Linked DNA regions of Homo sapiens: region 2 is linked to region 1. The links are chromatin contacts, found by Hi-C or POLR2A ChIA-PET in ENCODE. All regions are on one chromosome and are shown on one strand. Each heading gives the region's core, a stretch centred on a gene start or an enhancer-like site at or near the end of the contact. The rest is flanking DNA. Distances are from core to core; before and after follow the strand shown. Region 1 holds the start of INO80E (INO80 complex subunit E). Region 2 holds the start of PHKG2 (phosphorylase kinase catalytic subunit gamma 2).

Evidence for each region. Hi-C counts contacts between places; a loop is a spot of excess contacts on that map. ChIA-PET counts read pairs that join two places held with the same protein, here RNA polymerase II (POLR2A). Pooled maps may share reads with other maps.
Region 2: a pooled map shows a loop between it and region 1 (6-fold over the local background). The contact joins the promoter of PHKG2 here to the promoter of INO80E in region 1. A Hi-C loop is called at or near these places in 1 of 168 maps with a recorded cell type or tissue (CD14-positive monocyte) and 5 of 50 pooled maps. POLR2A ChIA-PET finds 5 or more read pairs at or near these places in 1 of 52 experiments (activated B cell).

What each region holds. Positions count from the first base shown.
Region 1 is chr16:29,994,085-29,998,160 of GRCh38, forward strand. INO80E (INO80 complex subunit E) reads left to right here and starts at 2,157. Exons shown (of 7, transcript NM_173618.3): 1 at 2,157-2,307; 2 at 2,463-2,533; 3 at 2,724-2,776. The coding sequence starts at 2,227. It overlaps HIRIP3 (HIRA interacting protein 3), which reads right to left and starts at 1,533. Exons shown (of 7, transcript NM_003609.5): 1 at 1,457-1,533; 2 at 1,259-1,379; 3 at 1,019-1,133; 4 at 1-759. The coding sequence starts at 1,521. RefSeq lists enhancers at 1-24, 1,881-2,050, 2,111-2,240.
Region 2 is chr16:30,746,150-30,750,225 of GRCh38, forward strand. PHKG2 (phosphorylase kinase catalytic subunit gamma 2) reads left to right here and starts at 2,276. Exons shown (of 10, transcript NM_000294.3): 1 at 2,276-2,341; 2 at 2,654-2,766. The coding sequence starts at 2,672. RefSeq lists silencers at 2,023-2,322, 2,363-2,502.

The sequences.
Region 1 (4,076 bases), core at 907-3,406:
TGGCCATCTTTCTAGAGCCTTTAGCTGTGGGTTCCCCCTTCCCACTGTCTTCCTCGTCCTCGCTGCTTCCACTCAACCTCTTCCCACCCTTAAGCTGGGTCCTGTCCTCACTCTTCCTCTGCACTGGGGGTTCTCTATCTCTCCCACTGTCATCCCCACTGCTGGCTGCCTCTTTCTGCTCTTCCTCGCTGTCTGAGTCTCCCAAGAGCCTCTTTGCCTGGCTTTTCTGCTTACAGCTCCTCTCCTCCCTAGCTGACTTTCTCCGGCCATTGCTCCTGGTTCTGGGTTTCCAATCCCCCTTTTCCTCATCCTCTTCTTTCTCTTCCTCCTCCACTTCCTCCTCTCTCTGCTCTTTCTTCTGGGCTAGGATCTCCTCTTCACTCTCCTGTTCACTTTCCTTCAGGCTTTTAGTTCCTTTATTTCCCTCCACCTTCTTTGCTGTCCTCTGAACGGGTTCTGCCTCGCTCTCCTCACTTTCTTCCCTGGCCTGCTTCCTACTGACTGAGGCCTTGCCTGGTGCCTGCTTCTTTACCACAGGTTTCTTCCTAGTCTTCCCCTTGTACCCCTTTTCCTCCTCCTCACTGCTCTCCTCTCCCCTCTGTGCGGGCAGGTCCCTCTGCCGTTCCTCATCACTGCTCTCCTCAACTGCCTTTGAGGCTCGCCTTGGATTCTCCTCTTTGGCTGGGCTGACTTCTGCTGCCACCCCATTCTTTGCTGGGGGTCCAAAGTAGTCTGGGCTGGAGGCTTCAGAGCCGGACTCTGGAATATGGAGAGGAGAGAGGGTTGAGACAGGCTCCTCCTGTCCCTTCTCCCTTCACTTCGGATAGGTTGCCTCGAGCCCTGCCCTGACAGTTGGAGGGGCAGCAGGAAACAGCTATCTGTACTTGCTGTTCCCGGTTCCTGACTCACTAGCCTTGCTCCCTCATCTAACGCCTGGGGACATAAGAGATGCGCAGTGAATGCTTCTTGAGTGAACCAACGATGCAGAAGGCCCCCACAGCAGGGAGGAAGCACTAACCCGACTCTGAATTGAAGCGGAACCTTTTTCTCTCCGGGTCGCTACAAGGGGTGGGAGGCCTCTTGCCCTTCTTGGTAAGGTCCAGTTTGTCTTCCCTGGAAGCGGCTTCATCCACCTGTGTGTGCGCCAAGAGGGCAAACTATGCACCAAGGCTGCGCTCACCGCGCCCCGTCAGGCCCCTCCTCCTCAGCAGCAAGCCCCGCCTCCGCCTCCCGCGGCCCAGGCTCCGGCCCGGCACACCTGCATCTTCAGCAGCTCCTCCTCCACCAGCCGCTTCAGTGCCTGCTTCTCCTCGGGCTCCAGGTGGCTGCGGCCCGAGTGAGCTAAGTACCTCCGCCGCACGATGGAATGCGTAAGCGTGCTGCAGGGACATGGTGTCAGGACGGAGTCCCGACCCACCCGCGCCCTTTCCAACCCCATCTCCAACCCCCTGGGCACCTGAGGTCCGGGCGGCCTCGGAAGAAGCTACGGGTGAACTCCTGCATCTCCTTCTCCCGCGCCATTTTGCTCAACCCGGGATTGACGGCTCCCGCCTTTTTTTCTTCTCGGCCTCCGTCAGCGCGTTTGACAGCGGCTCGCGCACGCGCAGTGCTGCGGCAACGTGGGGCGAGGGACCGTTGGCCCTTGGCCGCGGACCGCGTGGGCCGAGAACTTTGCCAGACGAGACTTGTTTTCTCTGGGCAGTTGGAGGGTCTCGCGGCTCCTACCCTTTTTTGGAACGGATCATTTTAAAAGTTCTCGTTAGAAACCAATTCGGCGCCGGCACCCTTTGGGTGAAACCTAATCAGCCCGCGACGCTGCCTTTCTCACTGGTCACGGGCAACAGCTAGGCTGCTGTTATTTCGCAAGGCAGAAGAGAAAAGGCATCCTCGCGAGCAGATGAGGAACCTCGGGGATAAATCCTTTTGTGGCTTCAAGTGTCTAAGTACATTAGAGTCAGGAACGGCGCTTTCCAGCGTCCGCCATTTTTGTGGCGTCACCGCGTCGCTGCTACGCCATCCCCAGCGCAGTGGCTGCCGCGCTCCTGTCCCAGTGTCCCCCGGGAGGTCGGCCCGTGCGGTGACGCCCCTGAGCGCGGGGTACGCCGGGAGTTGTAGTCCTGACGGCACAGCCTTGCAGCGTCTCCGGAAGTGGAGGCGGGAGCGGCACGGCAGCCACTGCTTGGGGTAGCGGGAGGGCAGACTCTGGGCGCCACTCCCGGGCCGGTCATGAACGGGCCGGCGGACGGCGAAGTGGACTACAAAAAAAAATACCGGAATCTGAAGCGGAAGCTCAAGTTCCTCATCTACGTGAGTGCTGCCGCGGGAAGGCTGTGGGGGATGAGGCCTGGCGCGGACAAGATCTCAGTTTACCCAGGTGTAAAGTGGGTGGGGCGAGCGGCCGCTGGTTCCGGGGCCCTTCACGGAGGACCGTTGGCCCAGCGCACCCCTTGCCCGTGATACAGGAGCACGAGTGCTTCCAGGAGGAGCTGAGGAAAGCGCAAAGGAAATTACTGAAGGTGTCCCGGGACAAGAGGTGAGGCACGTTGCAGGGGCGGAGGGCGATGTGCTTCCTAGGAAATCTACATTCGGACCCCATCCCCGAGTAGGGCCACAAGTGCATGGGCTCTTTCAAGTATCCGATGGGCCAGCTGGGAGGGACAGGTACCCAGGAGGACATTGCTGCGCTGGAAAATCACTGTCCGTGTCTCCTTCCCTCCCCTCAGTTTCCTCCTAGACCGACTTCTGCAGTACGAGAACGTGGATGAAGACTCTTCGGGTGAGCAAGGTCTTCAAAAATTGGTGGAGAGCATGGTTCCTGGTACTTAGCAAGCTTCCTGGGCCCCCGCCTTTTAGGCAGTGGTGGCTGATGCAGCCCCCAGTGGTCCTTAAGCCTAGTTGCTTGCCTTCCACCTCCACCGTTCTTTCATTCAGGCACTTACTGAGCACCTATTGTGTTTCAGGCACTGTGCTTGGCACAGGGGATACAGCAGAGGCAGAGATAGGCAAAGCCCTTGGCCTCTTGTAATTTATATTCTAGTTGGGAAGAATAAGTAAATGAAGACAATAGACTAGAATTTTAGGTCATAGGAAGGACTTGAAGGTAATGAAAACAGTTATGCGGTAATGATTATAGTAGAACAGGGGTTGATGAATTGTTTCTGCAAAGGGCCAGATGGTAAGTAAGCTTTTTGCAACATACAATCTTTGAAGCACCTACTGAACTCTGCCATTGTAGTAGCAGCCGTACCCCATAGGCAAATACATGAGTATGGCTATGTTTCTATAAAACTTTATAGGCACTGAAATTTGAATTTCATATTTTTCCATATGAAAAATTTTTCTTTAGTTTTTTTTTTTTCCAACCGTTTAAAAGCTTAAAAGCCATTCTTGGCCAGGTGCAGTGGCCCACGCCTGTAATCCCAACACTTTGGGAGGCCGAGGTGGGCGGATCACAAGGTCGGGAGTTCAAGACCAGCCTGACCAACATGGTGAAACCTCGTCTCTACTAAAGATACAAAAATTAGTCGGGTGTGGTGGCGTGCACCTGTAATCCCAGCTACTGGGGAGGCTGAGGCAGGAGAATCATTTGAACCCTGGAGGCAGAGGTTGCAGTGAGCCGAGATCGCTGCCACTGCATTCCAGCCTGGGTGACAGGGCGAGACTCCGTCTCAAAAAAAAAAAAAAACGCCCTTCTTAGCTTGCAGACCACACAAGCAGGCAGCAGGCAACCTCTGAATGGAGTACTCAAGAAAGGCCTTTCACAGAGTGACATTTGAGTTGGGACCAGAGAAGAAACCAGCCTTCCATCCTGGGCAACATAGTGAGACCCCATCTCAATTAAAAAAAAATTAGCCATGTATAGTGGTGTATACATGTGGTCCCAGCTACTTGGGAGGCAGAACCAGGAGGATCCCTTGCCTGAAAGGTCAAGGCTGCAGTGAGCCATGATAGCACCGCTGTGCTCCAGCCTGGGTGACAGAGCAAGACTGTCTCAAAAGAAAGAAACCCCATCCTGGCTAACACAGTGAAACCCTGTCTCTACTAAAAATACAAAAAGTTAGCCGGGGATGTTGGTG
Region 2 (4,076 bases), core at 1,026-3,525, 750 kb after region 1:
GGTTCGCTACGTAGGTATACATGTGCCATGGTGGTTTGCTTCACCCATCAACCTGTCATCTAGGTTTTAAGCCACCATGCCCTGCTAATTTTCGTATTTTTAGTATAGACGGGGTTTCACCATGTTGGCCAGGATGGTCTCGATCTCTTGACCTCGTGGTCCACCCGCCTCGGCCTCCCAAAGTGCTGGGATTACAGGTGTGATCCACCGCGCCCGGCCCAACGCATAGATCTTAAGTGTGCAGCTTGATTATTATTATTTTTTTTTGAGATGGAGTCTCGCTCTGTCACCCAGGCTGAAGTGCAGTGGTGTGATCTCACTGCAACCTCTGCCTTCTGGGTTCAAGTGATTCTCCTGCCTCAGCCTCCTGAGTAGCTAGGATTACAGGCGTGTGCCACCACGCCCGGCTAATTTTTGTATTTTTAGTAGAAATGGGATTTCACCATTTGGTCAGGCTGGTCTCGACCTGACCTTGTGATCCACCCACCTCAGCCTCCCAAAGTGCTGGTATTACACGCGTGAGTTAACCGTGCCTAGCCGACGAATGTTTTAACGTAAATAAACCTGTGTAGTCAGTCACTCACCACCTATAGGAATATAACATTTGCAGCACATCAGCAAGTTCCCTCATGCTCTTCATTATTATTTTTATCCCCGATATTGACCTATGGAAACCCTTTCAATCTGGTTCCTGTGTCCTTGTGATAAGCCCCGCTCATTAGTAATGTCTGGCACAAATCACTCCAGACTCACCTTGTACTTTCCCTGCTGAAGCCTAGAAATTGGCCATTTCTCCTGAAAAGACTTAGTTCCTTTTATTGGGTACTGTTATTGAGAAATCAGCATCTAGACACTAGGCGTTCTACTGGGAAGTTACTGCTTAGGGCATTCTGAAAGCAGAGGTAAGAGCCAGTAAATAGTTAATGTTATCTACTTTACATCTTTTAAAAATCTTTTTAAAAATTCCAGTCAATCATAGGGTTCTTTCTCCACTTTCCCCATTCCAGATTCCAGATTCCAGATTCCCACAGTTAAGAACCTTGGCTTCCAGTCACATCAATATATTGATTACTCAGCTTCAGAATTATTATCCTGTTATATTACCAAACAACAAATCTAAGTAAAGTTCAAGATTTTTTGCAATTTTGCCTTTAGATTGATGGTATAGAGTCATAGTACTCTATAAAAAGTTACCTGAATTCATTTTTCTTCCCTCATAATTGTAATCCCAAAGTGTCATTTCTAAGATAGCTGTAGGGAGATAAGTTAATTCTTTTCCTCTTTGGCTGGAACATAACCTCCACAGGGTAGGGGTGTGTGTGTTGTTTCATTGCTCTCAGTCTAGTTCCTAGGTCTTAGACGGTCATAAAAATTTGTTAGTGAATGCCAGGTTTGAGCTATGCACTGAGTCACTCCTGGCAGAATCTAACAACCTGGTGGGTTTAGAACAGAGTGTGATACAAGGCTTTTGGGAGAGGGTGGAAGATTGAGAAAGTGTGTAAATCCCAGATAGTAAACGCTAGGGCTTTGGATGTATTTAGGAGGAGTTGAAGCGGACACAGAAAAGGCTTCCTCTGGCATTTTAAGTCCGAACTAAGAGGCCAAGCTGGAGTCCAAGCTGCGTGTGTCCAAATGTTTTAAGGGCTGGAGTGTACTCAGGACAGGCGCTTTGGGCCAGGCTGCTAATATTGAAAAGAGCTTGCTGGGCGTTGTGGCTCAAGCCTGTAATCCCAGCATTTTGGGAGGCTGAGGCGGGAGGATCGCTTGAGCCCCGAAGTTCAAGGCTGCAGTGAGCTATGATCGCGCCACTACACTGCAGCCTCAGCGTGGGCTACAGAGCGAGACCCTGTCTGAAAAAAGAGAAAATGCTGAATTCAGTTAGGGATGCTTGGAGGAGACCGAGGGAACCCTGCTCAAGTCTGGGAACTAGAGGCGCGGGAAGGTCCTGCTTCCCCGCCACCCAGAGATCACGTTTCCCAGTAAACCCAACTTCCGGGTCCCATTCCAGGCCTCCAAGCCCACGTGACAACAAGCTCCGCCCTCTGCTGTCCCGCAGATGCCACTCGGTGATTGGCCGCGTCTGAAGCCGCGCCCCGGCGTCGCGTTGCAGCCTTAGGTCCAGCCGAGCGCCGACTCACGCCCCAGCCCCAATTGGGCGGCCGGTTTCCAATTGGAAGGGCTTCTGAGCCTCAGTCTTCGGGCGGCGCTGACCATTGGCGGGCAGGATGGAGGCGGAGCCTTGGGTTGTCGCCCGCCGCCGGGGGTTAAGGTGAGCGACTGCAGGCAAACCCGGCGACAGCGCAGCTCGCGTCGACCCTGGCTCCTCTGCCTGCCCCCTCAGGTGAGCCTGCGCTAGACCCCCGTCCCCTTCCTGCGCCCGCCCGAATGCGCCTGCGCGGCAACAGCCGCCTGCCCTTGCGCCCCTTCCCCCTGCCTCCTGGGCACATCTCCCCACTCCCCTCCCTGCCCTGCCATCCTCCCGCCCCCAGGCTCTTCTGCGGGGTCTCCCCAGTCCGGGTCCTTCCCCCACCCCCCCCCACCCCCCAGGACCCTGGCGCCCCAGCTGCAAGGGCTGCGCCCCCGGGAGCCGCCATGCGGGTCGTCTCAGAGCCTGTGGGCCTCCCTGCCCTCACTGCCCTCCTCCTCCGCGCAGGCCCCCGCCTCCTTCAGGATGACGCTGGACGTGGGGCCGGAGGATGAGCTGCCCGACTGGGCCGCCGCCAAAGAGTTTTACCAGAAGTACGACCCTAAGGACGTCATCGGCAGGTAAGGCCGCGGCCAGGGAAACGGAGGTCCAAAGAGGTCGAGCCCCAGCATTCCCGCTTCCGTTTGAAGGCTGGAGAGTTCGCGGGTGGTGGTGGTGGTGGTGGTGGTGGTGGTGGTGGTGGTGGTGGTGGTGGTGGTGGTGGTGGTGGTGGTGGTGGTGGTGGTGGTGGTGGTGCTGCTGCTGCTGCTGCTGCTGGTGGTGCTGGTGCTGGTGGTGGTGGTGCTGGTGCTGGTGGTGGTGCTGGTGGTGGTGGTGCTGGTGGTGGTGCTGGTGGTGGTGCTGGTGGTGGTGTGTGTGTGTGTGTGTGTCTTTCGGTGGTGGTGGTGCTGGTGCTGGTGGTGCTGGTGGTGGTGGTGTGTGTGTCTGTGTGTGTGTGTGTGTCTTTCAAGTTCAGGTTTTCTCAGGAGAAGACTGGATAGTTGGTTTTGTTTGTTTGTTTGTTTGTTTTTGAGACGGAGTCTCGCTCTGTCGCCCAGGCCGGAATGCAGTGGCGCGATCTCGGCTCACTACAACCTCTGCCTCCTGGGTTCAAGTGATTCTCCTGCCTCAGCCTCCCGAGTAGCTGGGATTACAGGCGCGCGCCACCACGCCGGCTAATTTATATTTTTAGTAGAGGCGGGCGTTTCACCATATTGGCCACGCTGGTCTTGAACTCCTGATCTCGTGATCTGCCCGCCTCAGCCTCCCAAAGTGCTGGGATTACAGGCGTGAGCCACCGCGCCTGGTTGACTGAATAGTTCTAAATGGGAAGAATCAGTGATCAGTGGAGAACACCTAGTGACTAGACTCTTACCTTGGGTCAACCCCATTTTTTCACGGATTCATTCATTTATGCCTTCAACACAAAGCTCAACACGGGGAGGGCAGAAAAGATGCGTATGCCCTGGAGGTACTCCACCCGAAGTGACTGAAATTGGCACGTGAACGTTAAAAAGGCATCAGGCTAGATAGGTAGAGGTCTGTATCAAGTGCTATGGGATTCCAGAAAAGCACACCTTCTCAGGAGGAGTCACCTTTGGGCTGGGTCTTGAGGTATGAGTAGGAGTTCAGGGGGGGGTCTTTAAAATCGCAAAAATGTATGCGTGTGGTAGATGTCTCCAGCTTTCATCAGATTCTCAAAGAGGCTCATTAAAGCTGGGTCATAATTAAAACATGGCCTCAAACTCAGATGCCCTTAGTGGTTGCGCAGGAAATTGAAACTGTGAAGTGGCCAAGAGTAAGAGAGTAGGAAGTGTTGTGGAAGGTGGAGGGTTTTGCCCCACCTATGATGTATGAATTCAGATTTGTGTAAAAAAATAAAAAAAAAATT